2 separate regions of the Mus musculus genome follow, and region 2 is linked to region 1. A link is a loop called in an ENCODE intact Hi-C map of the cell type or tissue named here. Cell type or tissue: left cerebral cortex. All regions are shown on one strand. Each heading gives the region's core, and the rest is flanking DNA. Links, peaks and the distances in the headings are about the cores only. Region 1 overlaps Gask1b (golgi associated kinase 1B). Region 2 has its middle 140 kb from the start of Gm36569.

Region 1 (2,919 bases), core at 93-2,592:
TTAAGATCCTTACTGACCTTAATCAAACTATTTGGTTTTAGTTTCAACTTTTTGATTCAGAGTCTGTCTATACAACCTTGGCTGTCCTGGAACTTGCAGAATAGAAGACAGACCCACTTTTGCCTCCCAGATGCTAAAATTAAAGGTGTGTACCACCACACCTTGCTCAAACATTAAACAACTGCCATTTTTTGGAAAGAAAACATCAAATATAGGGAGGGAGCTTGATATTCAAGAAAATATATGTAGATAAACAGAAATTCTGCTCAATGATTTACCCAAAGGCTAGCACATTGTAGTGCAAAGCCCTTAATGAATCAACTCTGCAAAATGTTGTAACTCAATTTGAATTTGACTATGTACAGACCTTCAACAAAGCAGTGCCTTGTACTGAGAGCACAGTAAAGTGGTAGGTATGCCAAGAGGAGAGGAACTTATAAAAGTACTGTCAGGAGCAAGCCACCAGCTGCCTCTATGTCTGTCCTTTACTTTTGGCTAGTATCTGTCTTTGGGTTTAACTGCACTAACCATGGATCATGAATTCTGCATCTGGTAGAAAATCTACCATAATGCCTTACATGACATCAGCATAACAGGCAGGTGAAATGGAAATCTCAAAAGGAAATTCTTTTCCTTGGCTGGCAGTTTCCTGGCAGAGTTCCTCTAACTTCCCATTATTTGATTGAACATCTCACTTGCTTGTAAAAGACACAGGTAGGAAATAGATCTTACTTTCGACAATTATCTTAAAGATTTTAAAAGGCAAAAAGAGACACAGAATCACATTCACTGGCAGCACTCCGGGCATGGGAAGACACAAAACATTCGGGCTTATTTAGTTGTCAGAGAAACTCACCTGGGAAAATGTGCTCTGGGAGTTTGTCCTATATAAACCTGTGTGTATTTGCAGTGCTACAAATGGAATCAGAGTTGGTTCCCTACCATCTAATGAGTAAGGAAATAACACCACATCGTGGGAAGAGAAATCTTGGACAAACACCACAGCATCCGTGGTGCTTGCTAATGCAAGCACAGCTTCTTCAGGGAACCATAGAAAGCAAAATTCTGGAGAGAGAGGAGAGGAGAGAGGAGGAGAGAGGAGAGGAGGGGAGGGGAGGGGAGGGGAGAGGGGCGGGGGCGGGGGCGGGGGCGGGGGCGGGGGCGGGGGCGAGGGGGAGAGAGAATGTGTTCTCCCTTATCCTGTACCTATACCACTTGGGAACTGTGTCACATCATAAAGCAAGCCATGGATTTCACTGTGTCCTGTGCTGCCATGACAACAAATAAGCATGTACCCATGACTAGCAGGGCAGTTGAAGAATGATGAGAGATGTAACAATAGTCTTCTGTGTCTAACATCTAACAAGGAGCACGGGCTTAAAGTTCCTGCATCTGTGGGCTGCTCTAATCCACCTCCACCCCAGAACTTCACGTTGAAATCGCTACCAGCGTGCATCAAGTCGAGGATGGATCTCTAGTTTCTTCCATATTACAGATTCACAAGGAAAGGCATGGTGTCATTTCTCTGTACGATGTTCAGTGCTGTGATGTATTTAGGATACAATGTTAAAAGCTTCACTGTCTCACAGATAGGCTCTGGATAAAGGCACCAGGCAACCAACAGTCTATTTTTAGGGAAAGAAATTCACTTTCTATAATTTGAACAAGCAGAGCTGCATAAAAATAAACTCTGCCTGAGACACACCCACCTTCCTGCAATGAGTTTTAAAAAGCACTCAAACTAACAAACAGAAAAAGACAAGTATTTTTATATCCTGTGAAGTTCTGATTTGTTAGACCCAATTTATATTAAGTAGAGAAATCTAACCCAGGAAGAAAGGCCTGGAGAGATGACTCAGGGATTAAGAGGACTGTTGCTTCCCCAAAAGATTCAGGTTTGATTCCCAGCACCCACACTGTAGCTCACAACAGTATATACTTCCAGTCTCAGGGGATCCAATGCCCTCTTCTATCCTCCCTGGGTCCCAGGAACATGGGTGGTAACACTCATATACTTAAAATAAGTGAAATGTCTTTAAAATTAAAAAAATAAACAAAATGAGGATGAAACAACCTAATTGCTTTCCTTAAGAATTTATATTAAGAAATTTAAACTGGAAATGAAATATACCTAATCTAAGAAGAATCTCCTTAAAACGCATCCCTCAAATGAAATGAGGCAGTATTTCAGATAACGTAAACTAGAATTACAAAGGAACAAAAACTCCTGTTCGTTTACATCTGAAGGAACAATGCCACTGAAAACTGGTCTTTTGTACAGTGATGTTTGTTCATATTTAGTATTTACAAAGAATTCCTGCCAATTTTATTTTTCTTAATAAATGCGAATTTATTAAAAGAAAATTGACAAGAATAAAGACAGACTAGGTGATGATGCTCAGACTATTCTGATCATGGCTAGAGTTGACGAGACAAATCTGACAGCTGCCTAGACTCATTGGCTTGATAAAACTCAATTAAAACAGTAACTAATTCTGACAAATTGATTATCTGTTAGCCTTTGAAAACATTTTGGTTTTGCTTTCTGAATTGGCCTTGCTTTCAAAGTTGTTTTTCCATCCACTATATACAGGATCTCCCATTCTAAGATGGGTTTATTTCTGTGCTTCTTAGACATTAAAGCCTGATTTATAACCAGCTATTTTTTTTTTCAAAATGCTGCAAGGCTTATTCCATCATAGATGTATTAAGCATTAAGACAATCCAAACCAGCATTGAGTTTATTATGGGCCTAAGCATTACATACAAATGAAGAGAACAACTCCAAGAGGATAACTCAGATGCCACAAAAAGAAATGAGCTGATTTTCACAGCGGTCTGCCACAGTGCCTCATGCTAGTAACTCCAATGGGCTTACTTACCATCATAGATATTACAGCTTTTTGTGCTAACTAAGCA
Region 2 (2,919 bases), core at 144-2,643, 100 kb before region 1:
TTTATCTCAGTGTATGCCTTTTATTCCTGATCTCCTTGACTCTGTTTAGACCTGTAACATTGCAGATAATGCACATTTGGGTAGCTTCCCCTCATTAAGTTGAGAACCAGGATCAGTTTCTTCTATAGAGCTATTACTCAAACTGGACAAAAAGGAGTTTCTGCTTGTCTTCCTTGCCCTACCACAGAGCTGAGAACTCTACCAAATCATTATGTCATCTTTTTCCCACATCTGTGGTAGATATTATCACCCTTTGACAGATGCAATACTTGATGAAAAATAAAGCAGTTGCAACTTGCCTAACAGCACAGTTAACATCTTTAGCAAAGCTGAGGTCAGAATAAATCCTTGCAAATCCAATGTACATGCATACATTTATAAATGTATACAAAATTACATATATATGTATATAAAGAGAGGGAGAGAACTATTTAACTCTATAGAGATAGTCATGAGGTAAAGATTTAAAACAATCCACAACACTGAAACCTGTTTTGACAATGCATGGGAAGTTGAAAGTTTGAACAGTATTATATCACTCTACAATAGGCACTCCCATTGGCAGCTGTATGTATTATTCTCTCGTTACCATAACCAATATCTGACAAGAAGAAACTTGATGTAAGAGAGTTTTATGTTGGACTGCAGTTTCAGGGAATATAGACTACCATAGCAGGGAGGAGCATGGAGTGAAGGAAGCGAAGCAGGGATGCAGGCATTGGTTGTTTAGCGTTGGCAGTCAGGAGGCAGAGTGGTAACGGGAAGCTGAGCTCAACTATAAACTTGAACTAAGGTCCACCTCTAGAAATCTGTTTCCTCCAATAAGCCCACTTTATTGGGCTTCTGTGAGCATGGCACCCCAGTTATCTTCCAAGTATTTCAAGTGATTTGAGGTGTGCTAAAATCTTTACTTCCTGGAGTGTGGGGAAGGTAGGGTTCTGATCAATTCCCAAAGGCTCTCTACGGGTTTTTCTATTGTCTTCTCTTTAATGGCACTAGTCTATTTTAAAAGATTATCCCCTTTGTCCACAGTTTCTCTTCTGGACAAACTGTTTTTTAGCTGCCTTGAGATTCTATCCACCATATAAGCTAGTCCATTACCTTTAAACCTAACCTTCCTCCATGGGTTTGGGCAAAATGTGGCCAAGTTCTCTGCCAATGTAAGGGCCTCTGATGGCTTATTCCCGGGGAAAGCTTGTCTTTGGACTCCTGGAAGTATTCTGGATTTCTGAGCTCCCACAAGAACCACCCACTACTCTGTGCCAACAGCATTCCAGGTCTTCTCTAGCCCACATACTCAAACATTTCCAAACCCCTACGCTTCACTGTCCAAGGTTTTTAAAACAACATCAGGGAACAATACAGTAATTATCTTCCCTCTAATAATCAATTTTTTGTTTAGCCAGACTTTTCATCACCAAGCCTAAACAGCTCACAAAACAACTTCAAAGGAGGAGAGATGGATTTGGCTCACGCTAGTGGAGGCTTCAGCTCACAATCAACAGCATTGTTTCCGGACAGGGGTAATGCAGTGCAGAATGATGCGCAAGGACCGAGAGAGAAGATGCTGGTACGAGCTGACTTGGTCACTTTTCCTTGTATTTTATCTGAACTTCCCACATTTAGGAAGCAAGGCTATATTCAAGGGGTCTTACTTAAGGAACATCCAGAAGCTCTCTTATAGATTTACCCTGGGGTGTTACCTTTACTATACCCTGAGATGCTCCTCAATATGACCAAGGTTAACAGTTATTACTCAGTATTTTAGAAAATGTCGGTCCTTCTCATAATACTCCTTCATTTAAAAAGGGAAAAATGAAACAAATGTTGTATTTCCAAGTTGTATCATCTATATAGGAAATTCAGCCTTCTTTCTGGGAAGCTATTTATTAGGTCAGATTAGAGAGATGGTTCAGCTGATGCTCCTGAATAGAATTTCTGCATAACTCAGCAGTTATATCTTGAACTACACCCCCTCCTGCATTCTCTCCCTTCAGCTTCCTGTGCTCTTAGCTGAATGGAATTTGAGGGTTTTGTTGTTTGTTTGTTTGTTTTGTTTTGTTTTTTAGCACTACCCTTAAAGATGCTAGTGGTTGGGAATAATGGAAGCTTTCAAAACAGCTGCTTCTTATTTCAAGTGTTTCTTTTCTTGCTATTATTTTGCTTTTTAACTCCCAACCACACACAGAAATCTTCCTTACTGGCACAATTGGAGATTTAAACTATTTGACTTCCTTAATGATGTGTTCCGTAGATAACGTCATCAGAGACTCATTTAGAAACAAGACAATGTATTCAGAGGTTCTCTTGTGGTGAGCAGCATTTCCATCTGTCTTTAGATGAGTAATTCCCCTGTCAAAGATCCGGTCTCCCACATAATTATATACTGAGAATTATTATTTATTTTCTCCAACAATACATTGGAATCATATCAAATAAATCATGTGCTGTGGCATTAAACACGGCTGAAATAACTGAACGTGGGGCTTTGGGTGGCATGCTCTGTGAATCAAAAGTACCTATGACTTAAAAGTTTACCCATCACTTACTCAGGAGCCTGACAGGGGTTTCTGAGTTCGAGGCCAGCCTGGTCTACAGAGTGAGTTCCAGGACAGCCAGGACTGCACAGAGAAACCCTGTTTTGAAAAACAAACCAAAAAATTACAAATTATTACCCTAACATTACAAAGGGTAGATACGCACCTGCTTCCACACAGATGTGTTTTCTCTTTAATATAAAGTGCCATTGATTTGGAGAGACTCCCAATACCCACTCTAGTACTACCGCTGGCAATCTAGGTTTCTCCTGCTGTGGAACTTTCAAAACCAAGCCTGCTAATGCAGGAAATGTCCCTACTCTGGATCACATGGCACGAAAGAATAAGATGAGGGAAAATGTACAACGCCTCTGAAAGTGAG

Evidence for each region. A loop is a pair of places that touch in the nucleus more often than their neighbours do. Peaks named below come from ENCODE experiments on the same cell type or tissue, not always from the same donor. Only the 100,000 strongest peaks of a DNase experiment are listed, where the experiment ranks them.
Region 2: it touches region 1 in a loop (5-fold over the local background); 3 of 42 quality-filtered maps call a loop at or near these places.

What each region holds. Positions count from the first base shown.
Region 1 is chr3:79,928,992-79,931,910 of GRCm38, reverse strand. All of the region lies in intron 2 of Gask1b (golgi associated kinase 1B), which reads right to left. Among named protein-coding and RNA genes, the nearest start is that of Gm36569, 44 kb to the right of the region's middle. In left cerebral cortex, for the core only: no CTCF peak of the experiment used is centred there; DNase peaks (open chromatin) are centred at 915 and 1,565; H3K27ac peaks cover 2,126 bases.
Region 2 is chr3:80,029,856-80,032,774 of GRCm38, reverse strand. No RefSeq gene overlaps it. Among named protein-coding and RNA genes, the nearest start is that of Gm36569, 140 kb to the right of the region's middle. In left cerebral cortex, for the core only: no CTCF peak of the experiment used is centred there; a DNase peak (open chromatin) is centred at 1,215.